2 separate regions of the Mus musculus genome follow, and region 2 is linked to region 1. A link is a contact called in ENCODE Hi-C or POLR2A ChIA-PET data. All regions are on one chromosome and are shown on one strand. The core of a region is the stretch at or near the end of the contact, and the rest is flanking DNA. Distances in the headings are between cores, read along the strand shown. Region 1 overlaps Gm51556 (a long non-coding RNA gene). Region 2 overlaps Gse1 (genetic suppressor element 1, coiled-coil protein).

What was found. Hi-C counts contacts between places; a loop is a spot of excess contacts on that map. ChIA-PET counts read pairs that join two places held with the same protein, here RNA polymerase II (POLR2A).
Region 2: POLR2A ChIA-PET joins it to region 1 with 10 read pairs in Patski. The contact joins two enhancer-like sites. A Hi-C loop is called at or near these places in 1 of 37 maps with a recorded cell type or tissue (v-Abl transformed pro-B cells). POLR2A ChIA-PET finds 5 or more read pairs at or near these places in 2 of 5 experiments (Patski and embryonic stem cell).

The regions. Positions count from the first base shown.
Region 1 is chr8:120,481,108-120,487,378 of GRCm38, forward strand. Gm51556 (a long non-coding RNA gene) reads right to left here. Exons shown (of 2, transcript XR_003947480.1): 2 at 6,170-6,271. It also overlaps a transcript of Gse1 not described here. Among named protein-coding and RNA genes, the nearest start is that of Gm51556, 6.2 kb to the right of the region's middle. Within about 2 kb of position 4,789, at least 1 of the 3 ENCODE cell types and tissues checked has a DNase peak (open chromatin) inside an H3K27ac peak, as active enhancers do.
Region 2 is chr8:120,557,419-120,563,823 of GRCm38, forward strand. Gse1 (genetic suppressor element 1, coiled-coil protein) reads left to right here. Exons shown (of 16, transcript NM_001145896.1): 3 at 5,208-5,407. Among named protein-coding and RNA genes, the nearest start is that of Mir7687, 22 kb to the left of the region's middle. Within about 2 kb of position 4,538, at least 1 of the 3 ENCODE cell types and tissues checked has a DNase peak (open chromatin) inside an H3K27ac peak, as active enhancers do.

The sequences.
Region 1 (6,271 bases), core at 3,539-6,038:
GAGGAGCTGGGGTTCAAGGCTAGCCCAAGATGTAAGGTAAGCCCTGCCTCAAGAAGTTTTTTTTTTGGGAAAAAAACTGATTCCAAGAGTAAGGAGAAAGTCAAGGCCTGAACAGAGTCCGACCTGCAGAGTCCAGGGATCTGACCCAACACTGCATAGGTAAATCATACAGTCAGTTACAATCAAGCAGGGCCGGCAAAGTGGCTCAGCGGGCAGAGGGGCTTGCCGCCAGACCTGACGACCTGATTTAGAGCCCCAGGATCTGCACTGTGGGAGGAAGGAACCAACTCTGGCAAGCGGTCCTCTGACCTCCCGCACATACCACGGCAGGCACGTCTACACACAAACAAAGACTTTATAACTCAAGTCTCTGGGAGAGGAAGAGGCTCCCCCTGAACCTGTCACTCTATCCGGGGTCCAATCTGTGGGTTTCCTTTTCTGGGCTGTGTGACTTAGGGCTATTTGACTTCTCTGGCCTCCACCTCTCTTGGGAGGAATGGGAGGAATGAGGAAGGACAGGTTTACTTCCCTGGGATGCTGTGTACAGCATCCGTCTTCTTAGAGCTGAAGTATGTGACCCAGAGCCAGGAGAGGAGCAAAGGAGACGGCCGGGCTGTGCCAGACACACTGTTGGGCTCATCACAAAGGTCTCATGTCGGGGAACGCTTGTTACCGGACCGTAAGCATGTGTCCGTGTGATGGACAGCTGGGAAGGCGCGGGGCAAGGTCCTCTACTCTGGATACCGTGGACGAGCTGAATGGGGGTGCTATCTTCAGTACTGGATCTGGGGGGGTCACGAACCCCCAGAATGAGCAAGCAAGGCTTCACTTGAGCATCTCTCCCACCAGGCCCTGGGACGGCAAGTGAGACTTTACATGTTGTTCCTTTGCATAAAACTGAGTCCCAAAACGCAGGTGAGGTGGGAGGAAAGGATGTGGGTCAGGTGACAGACTAGCCACTGTGATTCTCTTTCTTACTGTCACTGCTGCCCTGGGCCTCGCGGAGACTTCAGGGGCCAAAGCCTTTGCTCACAGGAGGAGCTTCTGGAAGGCTGTCTGTCTCTGAGGCAGATAGCCAAGCTGATGGCCTAGGGCCATACCTGTTCCCGAAACCCAGCAGACACGTATGTCACCGTTTAAAACCAGAAGAGTGGCCATGACACTGGTAAGCCCTGTGTCCCGTGGGGTTGTTGGTTTCTGGGTGCCAGGCTGCTGTGGGACCCCAATACTCATTGCCCAGGGCCTGATATAAGCCAGCTGACCTGAGCTCCTCTAGGGACTTGCTGGCCAGGAGCAGGCCACTGTGACAGAGGTGACCAGAGAGATGAGTCCCCTGGAGACTGGTAATGAATCACCACAAACCCTGTGACCTCTGAGAAGCCAGAGACTTTCTGACAGTCCAGTGGCTAGAAGTCAGGTCAAAGTGTCACAGGCCCTGTCCCTTCTGGAGGCAGTGGGAGGCGCTTCAGCCTCTCCAGTGTCTGGGGCTGCCACTCAGTCAGAACTGCTGCTGGTCCTGGCCTCACATGGCTTCTCTCTTATATCACTCTATTCTCTCCTCTTTTTGGTATTCACCGAGTGTGTGTGTGTGTGTGTGTGTGTGTGTGTGTGTGTGTGTATGTGTGTGTGTGAATGTCTGTGTGTGTGTATGTCTGTGGTGTGTGTGGTGTATGTGCTGTGTATGTGTGTCTGTATGTCTGTGACATGTGTGGTATGTGTATGTGTGTATGTGGTGTGTGTGGTGTGTATGTAGTGTGTGTGTATAGTTTGTGTGTGGTTTGTGTATGTGTATGTGCTGTGTATATGTGTGTTGTGTGTGTGGTATATGTGGTATGTATATGTGTGTCTGTATGTCTGTGTGGTATGTGTATGTGGTGTGTGTGTGTGGTGTATGTGGTTTATGTGTGTGTATGTATGTATGTGTGCATGTGCTTGTGCATGTATGTGTACGTGGTATGTGTCTGGTGTGTGTGTATGTATATGTGTCTGTCTATGTGTGCATGTGCTTGTGCATGTGTGTGTATGTGGTGTGTGTGTGTGTGTGTGTGTGTGTGTGTATGTGTGTCTGGTATGTGTGTATGTGTGTCTGGTGTGTGTGTATATGTGTCTGTCTATGTATGTGTGCATGTGCTTGTATGTATGTGTATTTAGTAGAATCTCAATATATAGCCCTGGAAGATCTAGAACTTTCTGTGGTTCAGACCAGGCTGGCCTCACATGCAGGGTGCAGGGACCGTCCTGCCTCTGCCTCCTTGGTGCAGGAGTGAGAGCAGCCCAGCCGAGCTCCCTCCTTTCCAAGCCTTGCTGTCCGCAGCCAGACTGATGGTCCTTTTATCTTCAGCTTTAGCTTTAGTTTTCCAAGTGATAGGCTTACACATGTCCCACCTCACCTGGACCCTTCCGTGGGCCACCCAGCACTCAGGAAGGATCCCACCCACGCTTCACCATACCTGCTCAGCCTCATCTTCAGAACCACGTCACAGGCCCAGGTACCAGACCACATCTTTGGAAGACCACCGTTCAACCCACTGCACAGGGTAGGATAGCACAGGGCTTGGACTCTAGAATTCTTGTGAGATCCCAAAATGGGTAAAACACCTGGTCAGGACACAAGGAGTAGAAAGATGGAAGCCAATCCAGGCACAGATGTCAGGGCCAGCTGTGAGCTCAGGCCTTTCGCTTACAATCTGGGGTTTATCTCAGGGGTTTGTTTGTCACCTAAGCACCAGGGCCAGAGGGAGAAGCGGGTGTGGCTGCTCCCTTTGTGCCCTTGGGCAGTGGACCTCACAGTACTGGGCCTTAGCATGCAGCGTACAGAGTTACAAGACGTGTCTGTTTGGTGGGAGTAGGTAGGGAAGTCCTCCAAATGCTAACAAAGCCACTGAAAGGCAGGAGGATGGAGCCAAACACAGTGAGGTGCACCTGTCACTACTGCTGACATCGCCAGTGTTATATGGTCTTGGGAGTAATCCCAGATGTTTGTGGGGGCCCTGGGCTGGTTAGGTGCTGGAAGCACCCATACCCACTCTTTCCTGGCCCTGTAGGCTCTACTCATTTCTGGCATGAGGCTTCTTTGGGTACACCTCCTCGAGAAGGCAAGCTGGCTGCCTGGCCTAGGGGACCGCACATGCATGCTGGCATGCATGCATGCATGCACGATCCATCCCAATTTCCAGATGAGGAGACAGGGTACTCAGGGCTTAGGAATAGACCTCCAGGGCTCAAACTCCAGATCCGGCATCTGCTTCCCCATGCCTCACTTGGAGAATGGAAGAGCAGGGTGACAGGGATACTCCAAAGGATTCTGTGGGTTGTTTAAGAATGCTCAGAGCAGCGCCTGGCCCACACTGGGCATCTGCTGCCCGACTGCCCTGCCAGAGGGGACAGACAGGCATCTGGAGGATCCAGCATGTCCCAGGAGCCATGCAGACTTGGCCCTGCAGCCTCCACTCTTTTCTGGAGTCTGTGGCATGAGACTTCCTTGTGTGCAGCTCCTCAGGAAGGCAGGCTGGCTGCCTGGCCTGGGGGACCGCACATGATAGGCGATGGGTACAGCTGACAGAGAACCGCCTGCCTAAGCATGTGTACGGGGCTATTTTTATTGTGTTCAGCTGGCTGGCGCTGGCTGGGCTCTGCCTGAGCCCTGGCAAGGGTGGCCCTGCTGCAGGGAGTGTGGGGGCCTCTCTGTGTTGAAGGGGCAGCCAGTATGGCAGGCAGCATCTTCAGAGAGGAGACCTGCTGGTGTCATGCATCTCTGCAGGGCAGCCTGAAACCCCTACCTTCTTTTCTATGGGCGAATGGGGGTTGTCAACCCCTCTCCTCTCTAACCTTGGGTGGCTTTCACTGTGGTCTGTCTCTCTGGAGGTAAGAGGAAAGATGCCATGTGGTGTCCCGGCCTCCCAAAAGTCCCAGAGGAAGGATGGTTCCTGGGTGGTCCAGTTTCCTAATTGCTGCTGTTTCTCCATCAGAGACAGAGACAGAAACAGAGACAGAGGGAGAGGAGATACTGGCTCATCATGCTCTGGGGGAGGAGAGAGGTAATGACCACCTTTTTCTGGCGTAAAACATAGGAGGGCAACAGCCTAATACAAACACCCACAGCCAGCACTGGTGTGTCCGCATGGCTGTGGTGGGAGCGAGTGCTGGGCACATGTCCCAATAGGAAGGAGGCCACAGACATGCCTGGTAGAGGGCTGGCTCCCCATGGGGATATGAATGGCTGTAGTGATGGGGTCCACCCACCACAGCAAAGCCACAGGGGCCAGTGGGAAAGAGAAAGTGCAGCCAGATACCCTGTTCAGCCACATTAGGCAAACAACTCAACCATTCAGAGAGAGCCAGCACCCGCGCTGGCTGCTGCTGGGGGGTGGGGGTGGGGGTGGGCGGGACTTTGTGTTCTTAGATGTTTTGGCACCAGGTTTATTTGGGGGGGGGTCTGTGGGGTAACTACTCTTGCCCCTGTAGAATGGAGAGAGCTCCACCCTTCGGAGGTCCCTATCACCAGGAAACATTACTAACCTACTCTGAGCCTTGACTCAGGGGTGAAGGAACTGAGCTAGATCAGTAACATCATACAGCTAGTCTCCTTCCCCAGGGTGTGGCTCGGTGCAATTAGGACTTGGCCTGCACGGGCTTCGATAATTGGATGCAGGCATTGGGCTTCTTATTAGGAGAGAGAGAGGTTCTTCTTCGGGAGGCTCAATGATAGAGGGATGATAAGCAGCGCTGCCCCGCCATCAGGAGATCCTCTCTGCCTGCCCTTCCCACTCGTGGCCTCTTCACAAGCCAGGCCCAGGCCTCCCCTGCCTCAGTACGGGTCCCCAATAGTCCCCGAGTGGCTGGCACAGAAGCGAGGTAGTTTGGAATCCAGTCTGGACAGCCTTCTCCACAGGTGGCTTCAAGGATGCTCTTTTCAGGATGACTTCTCCTACTTTAGCAGGGGAAGGAAGGAGGGGTGCCCAGCCTATTGGGGGAGCATCCTCCCTCTGTACCCTGCCTGTGATTGGCCCATAATTACAGGTTTATTGCCTGTATAGCTATTGTGTAATGACATGTTTGCAAATTAATTTTTATGGCTCCTGCCATTAGCATATACAGTGGAGGAAGGTTTCGTATTAATTACTACTGTTGTTCCCGTAATCCCGGGGAATTAAAAACCAATAAAAGAGTGACAACACAAACTGATAGTTTAGGGTCTTTTAAAAATAGTTTTTATTCGTTTCCCTGAAGTACAGCTAGAGCTTGTGAGGGGTCGGGAAGTTGGGCGGGGGCTGGGAGTGGGGTATGTGTGTGAGCGGCGCCTGGTCCCTTCTCCTTCACCTAGCCCAAGAGTGCGGGCAGGTGATGGATGCTATGACCCTAGACCCCCGAGTCCGGCCTGTGTGTCCTCGCCTCGCAGGCAGCCCCGGAAACAAAGGGCGGCAGCCTAGGGCTTGACGCGACCTCTGGGGTCATGCGTAGCAGAGCGGCTAGAGGCCAGCAGCGGCGCCTTCCTGCTACTTGGGGCCCAGGCGCCCTCCACGGGATCGCGCTCGTCTGGTCTGCTGCAGAGGGGGGCGCAGCAAGGATCAGAAGGCTTGGCCCCCACCTCCCTCAAAGTGCCCTCTAGAGCTCTCCCCTAGAGGCCTGTAATCTGAGAGTGACCCGAATTCACCGGGTTTATTCGGATCTCAGGGCCACTGGTTGTGGACCCCTGATGGGTGAGGTTAGAGGGCCAGGGCAGCAACCCTAGCCAGGCGCGACAATGGCTCCTACTGTGCGTACCTGCGGACTAGGACCTGAGGATCTGGGGTCAAAAGGTGACCATTAGTGTCACAGAGTCACACAACCCCAGGTAGTCGCGCCACGGCGGTAGGGAGAGCTTCCATAAAAGGCCTTGAAAAACAAATGGTCGCATCTTGATACTTGCTTTGCCGCGTGCGTTTAGTAGTAGGGGCTGGTGTGTGGGTAAATGGACGCTGTCTCTTTAAAATCGCTGGGCTGGACAATGAGCGCACAGGATGTGGTTTGGCGGCAGGGTTTTTTCCCCTTCGATTTGGGGAATTATCACTTGGGGCCTTCTTGAGCTGGTGTGAACGCGCGGCGGCTGGGGAGGGGAGATACAGGCGCCACACTAACGCTCAGTGCAGTCGGTCGTTTGCTTAAACCAAATTAGCCGGGCTCTCGTTACTATGGTGCAGCCGGGGCTTGCAGAGTCCCAGTAATAGCATTTATTAGGTCTGTTTGCCTGGAAGCATGCCTTCCCGGATCTGATAATGCCCGGGTGCAGGAG
Region 2 (6,405 bases), core at 3,288-5,787, 76 kb after region 1:
GAGCACTCCTACCAGCCCTGTCTATCATGCTGCCCTGGTGGGGGGTGGGGGGGACGGGGGTGTTTCTGTCTTTCTGTGACATTAGCCCAGCTGCCTTGAAGGCAAGGGTCCCCCAGATTGCTCAGTGGGCTTAGTTAAGTTACTTTGAGTAAAGGGGTACTGGGAGCTTCTGGGATCTTACACCCAGAGCCACGTCTCAAGCCACCACCAGCCTGGCCCCATCTGAGGTTCTCAGAGCAGAGAGGCTCTTTGGCCTCTGTGAGAGCAAGCTGTAAGAGTCCCCGCCACAGCCCCCACCTGTGCGAGATGAAGCTGGGTGCTGCTGCCAGGCAGGGCCCAAGCTGTGTGGCAATCTGCTCATCTCCCACGGGGCCCTGGTGCCGTCTGCCGAGGGGGGTGGGGGTGCGACGGTAGCCCACATGTCCCTGGCTGATCGGTAGAAGACCCACACAGCACCAGAGCTGTGTGTACCCTCAGTTCCAGTACACCCGGGGCCTTGGGCCCCCTGTTTCCCAGGAAGCACATGGGGGAAGAGCCGCCTTATACCTGGCTATTCGCCACTTTGTCACCTGTGGGGACAAGGGTAGCTTAGAGCTTTTAAGCTTCTGATTAGACATCCCTAGTGCTCTGAACTTTCCGGAAATCTTTGCCACCTGCCGGCCCTGTAACCAAGGGGCGTCAAGTTACCATGGGTGGTGGATGAAACCCACCCAGCCCCTGAGAGGCAGAGGCTGGGGACCATCCCTCTGGGTTTGAGTCCAAGCAGCCCCCCCCCCCCCCCCGCCTGCATGTCTGCTACAGGGTGGGCTGGGTGCAGGCTGAAACACACCCTGGGTTCATCTCCTTGGAAATCTGCCTCTTTCAAAGAAAACAACCAAACAAATGGCCTGCCTGCCTGCCTGCCTGCCTGCCTGTCAGTCTACAGCTGGCAAGGTGGAGGCATCTTCGCGGGGTGTCTGGAGCCCCATCTGCCTGTGTCTCAGGTGTGAGCAGCGGGGCTAGCTATTGTGGAGGAGAGAGACCAGGATGGGGAGGGAGAACCACCCAGAGTCCAGAGCCACAGCTGGCCCTGAGGTGACAGGAGGTGAGCAGGGTGTATGGACATCAGGATGATGGTCCTTCCTTCTCCACCCCTCTTACCACCTCTCCTTCCTTCCTCTTTCTATCCCCCATCCCACGCCCACCCCCACACAATCTTCATAGTGTCCTAACACGGCAGTGGCAGTGGGACAGAGCTCAGCTCCAAGGGATCCTCACTGGCTCCTGCCAGCCTCAGTTCTCAGGACTGGTGCTGTGGTTGGTCACGGCACGTTCTTTGCCCAACAGGTGTTACTGGAAAGTTAGTTTCTCTCAAGTCACAGCCCCTTCCTGACTGCTGACTGGGGTTTAACGGCACCGCCACCAGCCCCGTTCCCTCGCGGATGGACACTGAGGCCACCCAGCCTCCAGACCTGTGACATGCGTGAAGACACACTGGCAGAGCAGGAGAAGAGTCCTGTCCGGCAGCATATGGCCACCCCGTGGTTCAGTTTCACTGTCTCCTCAAAGCTGCATATCATGGCGGATACCTCTGCTGGAACTTCCTGCTGCACGCCTGGCTATTTGTGCTACACTCTGGGGGCTCCAGAGCACTTCCCTGCCTGGTGTTTGTCACTGTGCCCTTGGTCCTAGGTCCCCTTCGCTGCCAGTTCCTCATGGTGCCCGGGCAGTGGTTGGGATGTAGTGTTGGTTGGGTTTATTTCTTGTTTCTTAACACCCACCCCCACAACTAACTGGTGGGAGTCGCTTGAGTCTGCAGGGACAAGAGGGACAGCCCTGAGATGTGGGACCACTTCTCCCAGCAGGGATGTCAGATAAGAGTACCTGCTGTGCAGAGATCCAGACCTGAGTTCAGATCTCTAGAACCTGTGTGGGGGAGGCAGAGGTGGAAGGACCACCCCCCCCCCCCTTGCTAAGCTGGTCACACCAGTCAAGCTCCGGGTTCAGTGAGAGAGTCAGTAAATACAGGGAGAGCCGTTAAGGAAAGCACCTGAAATCATCTTGCGTGCTCGAACTGACATGCACATATTCAACTGACATATTCAGGGAAAGGGGCCATTGCAGGTGTTGTTCAGCAGTTCATATCTGCACCAGCTGGCTAAGGCTGCCCAAGCTCTTGCCTTTGGGGGTCTTGGCTCTTAATAACACGGACTGCCCCACAGGGCCTTGGCCTCATCTGTGGGGTCAGTCAGCAAAGGTGATGCAGGCACCCCTCTGCCTCTTCATCTGCAGCCCGGCCCTGGCTCTCTGACCCATTCCCACCACTCTGGCTGAATAGCTTCAGTTAATTACAGCGATGGCGGACCTGCCTGCTCCGGCAGCACAGCTAGAGAGAAAGAGAGAGCACAGGGCTGGGAGCCAGGCGCCAGCCTCGCTAATTGGCAGCGCCTTGTGAGGTATTGATCCCAGGGCTCTCGCTGGTGAGCACTGGCCTCTGCCTTCCACCTCCGACGGGATTAGGCTGCTAATTGTCCATGGCCAGCCTCATCCTCTCTGAGCCAGCCCCACACTAGAGCCTGCCTGCCCCATACTCGTCCCTTGCTGGGCCAGGCTATTGCTAGCATGGGAAGGGGCAGAGAGGGGCCAGCTGAGCTGGCTGCCTTGGGACTGCCCTGTCCCTTATACAGACGGCGGGGGGGGGGGTACAGAGGAGCTAGGATGGTCCCTGAGGCACCATCTGATTTCGCCCCCTGAGGAGGGTCATTTGGCTACCTATCTCAGCAGGGCCCAGAGCCCTCAATGATGGTCCAGCGCCTGCAGTCACCTGGATAGTTAGTGTGTGAGACGGCCACTGCCGTAGCTGGCGGTGGTCTTCTGTGTGTGGAAGTGTTAACTGTTTTTGCTCCCGTGTGAGGATAGCATGTTCCTGGCCCTTGTGTTCGTGTCTGTGCAGTGGGTGGGAGCTACTGTTCACAGTAGCTGTCAGGTAGGGCCAGGCAACTGTCCCATGGCTGAAGAATTGGGGGAGGTGACTTGTCCCCCTCGGTGATGGTCAGCAACCTTGAGGTATGGATGGAGTTCTGGTTTGGGAGACACCGTTCAGCAGAGGGGGCCAGGGAATGCCCAGAGCCTACAGATGTCACCCTCTCAGGCTGCTGGGTCTCAGGGGCGGAACAGGCACGGCTGCAGGTTATAAAAGTGTTCCGCAGGTTGATGGTGGTGATCAAGCGAGAAGGGGGGGGGGCTGGCTCTGCTGAGGTGGCTCTGTCCTTTCATCCCAGGGTTCAGATGGCGAGGGCAGGAGGATTGCCATGAGTCCAGACCAGGCAGGGCTCCAGCTTGAGATCCTATCTCAAAAGAGGGGGAGGGGAGGAGGAGTTGCTAGGGAGATGATTCAGTCAGTAAAATGCTTGAGGGACCTGAGTTTGAGCCCTAGAACATACCTGTTTGAAGGCAGGCATGCTATCTTCCACTCCCAATCTCATGCCAAGGAAGTATGGACACACAAAGCCCTAGGGGACCTCCACCCCCCACCCCCCGCCATTCTGTCTAGCCTGACTTGAGCTCCAGGCTGTGGAGAGAGCCTGTCTTAGAAACAGTAAGTAGTGTCCCGAGGACTGCACCCAAGGTTGTTGTCTGGCCTCTGCCACATGTGTACCCGCACACACAGATTTCCGCGTACACAGAGATCGATAGCGTATTAGACATGAGCATCATACCGTGGCTCCCCTGGGAAGGACCGCGCAGCACACCCGAACAGGTTGCTGTTTTAGGCAATAGGAGGATTCCTAAAAATAATGTGAAAGTGATTGCGTTTTTGCCTGGCGTGGAGACAACCTGATTGTCAGCTCTGGGCCAGCTTGGGCTGAAAAGTTGGGCCCCTGCCTTTCTGTCCATCCATCCGTCCGTCCCCCCCCCCCCCCAGGAGCTATGTTCTACCCTTTGAGGTACTGTCTCTGAGCAAGGAGGTTGCATCCCACGCTGTGTGCTTGACTCGGCTTTTTCTGTTCCATGTGTCCTCTCGTGAATGTGGCTGAGGGCCTTGTTGGGGCATTCCTGTATAGAATAGGCAGGGCTGGGACTCGGTATAGCCCAAGGCTGTGGGCATGATTCACAACAGACCGCATGGACTTTCTCCGGGGTGTTTAGTTGACACTTTTGGACACATACAGTGACGGGCATTGCAGGCCTAGGGTGTGGCTTTCTGGCCCCTTGGCTTTCTCAGGTGCACAGAGGGATACCCTCCTACTGAATCTAGGGAGGTATAGAATGCCACGCCCTCCCTGGCTCCTGAATGGTAGCTCGCTCGTGCCAAGGTTCTTGGTCAGTCCCCAGGTCTGGCTGCACCAACCGGTAGCTTGCCTCCATCAGCTCCCAGAAGCTGGCCTCCCGAGCCATCGTGTCTCTGAGCCTAGCTGCTCTCCTGTGCTTTCTGACTGGCAGGTGCTGGGCGGTCACCGTGCTGGGTTCACACTGCCCAGCCTTGGGGCTTGCTGCTGCCCGCTACCCACTTGAGACTAGAGAGTTCTCAGGCTGTAGGCAGTGGGTGTGGTGCCCATTGGAGACCTGAGAGATTCTTCCCTAGGCTCCAGCCTTCAGCCTGATTGCTGAGGTCAGGCCCTGGTAGTCATGTGAACAAGAGGTGTGCTTGGCTGGAACTGCTCGGGGCACTGCGCTGTACAATTACACAAGTTACACATGGGCCTCCGCAGTCAAAGAGGCCGTGCCATGTGTCCGCAGGTAGCATGATTGTCCCGGGAAAGAGGGGGCTATGTTAGTGACAGAGACCATCCCTCACTACCAAGTTCTGTTGGAACCGACACTCCCAAGAACTAAGCTGCCTCACTACCGCCACCTACCTGCCCCTCTTCCCTTTTGCTGCTGGGGGTGGTTGGCAAGGGAAACACATTGCTTCTTTCTGGGGTCGTGAGGCTGTTCTGGGTATAGTAGCATTCACTCAATATGGCCGATCCACCGGAGGTACATTGACGTGGTTTTAAAAGAGTGAGTGACATCTCAGATTTTTTAAGTGTAAAAATAGCTCTCCACCTCCACGCCTGAGAGGCAGTATGACAAGGGAGGCCACAGAATGGCTGTGGGTCCGTCCCTGCCTGCCCGCTCTTGGGCCTCACTCCCCATGAGCATTCTGGAATGGCAAGACGCGTGGGCGCGGTGGGTGGTGGTGTGACACACACAGGACCCTGAGCTGCTTCGTTCTCTTTCCGCAGGGTCCTCACTGAGCAGCGAGTCATCTCCAGTGTCCTCTCCAGCCACCAACCATAGCTCTCCAGCTAGCACGCCCAAACGAGTGCCCATGGGCCCCATCATCGTCCCCCCCGGGGGTCACAGTGTCCCCAGCACTCCCCCAGTGGTCACTATTGCCCCCACTAAAACCGTCAATGGAGTCTGGAGAAGCGAGAGCCGCCAGGTGAGTGGCGCCGCCCAGAGGTGTGGGCGTGGTGGGGGTAATGGGGATGGAGGCGGGGTATGTGGGGGTGTTCCTGCAGGCTGTTTTCTGTCCACAGCTCTGTTGAGAACTTGAGTTGGGGGCGAGGTTGACCTCTCACCCTGGTCCTCAGACTCTTCTGCTAGGTGAGCTTGATACGCACCCGGTACTGGAAGATGCTAGGATTAAGGCAACCCTTACATCAGACTTGTGACAGAGTACCACAAATTCATCGTTGCTTGCTTTAGGAGGCCAGAGCCTCCCTAAGCCTGGGGAGGGAGGGGGTCGCCAAGGCCCTGCCCCTTTACACAGTGGTGTCTTATTGTGTCCTCTGGTGGCCTGGACGGCAATCACTTCTTTAGGGGTCTACATACCCAGAGGCACCAGGTTGAGACAGACAACAACCATAGAGTGCCTTGGATCTTTGGCTAGACAATAGCTGTGACTGCTTTGGAGGAGTAGGGGCGGGACTGTAGGCTAACTCTGATGGTCCCTGATGCCAGCCAGCACCGGGGTCCTTGTGTCTGCAGTCTCTAGCTGGCCATAACCTAACTGCAGTGGAGGAGCCAGCCCCAGAGCTTCCCCTGTACTGCTGGGCCTCCCGGCGGCCTGGCAGCCTGGCGCCTAGAGGGGGCCTTGCTAATTAAGAACCGCTGTCAGCTGTGGCTTTCCCGGGATTCTCCAGCCCCATTCCCAGAGGGTTTGTACTGCTAGGAAGTACTAATTAAACCACAGAGATGGAGGGGGAGGGGAAGGAGAGCACCTCTCCCCGCTGGGGCAGGGCAGGATAGGCAAGAGTGTGAGTTTCATCTGCCCTTCAGGTCTGATTGGTGTCCCCAGTAAAGTGCTTGGAGCATCCATCAGGCTCCTGACTGAAGCGTGGGGGCCAGCCTTGGCCCATTCCTCCTGTGGCTGAAGTCACACTTAACCCTGGGAAACCTGTCTGAGCGATCCTGTCATCGAATCTCAGCTCAGAGCAG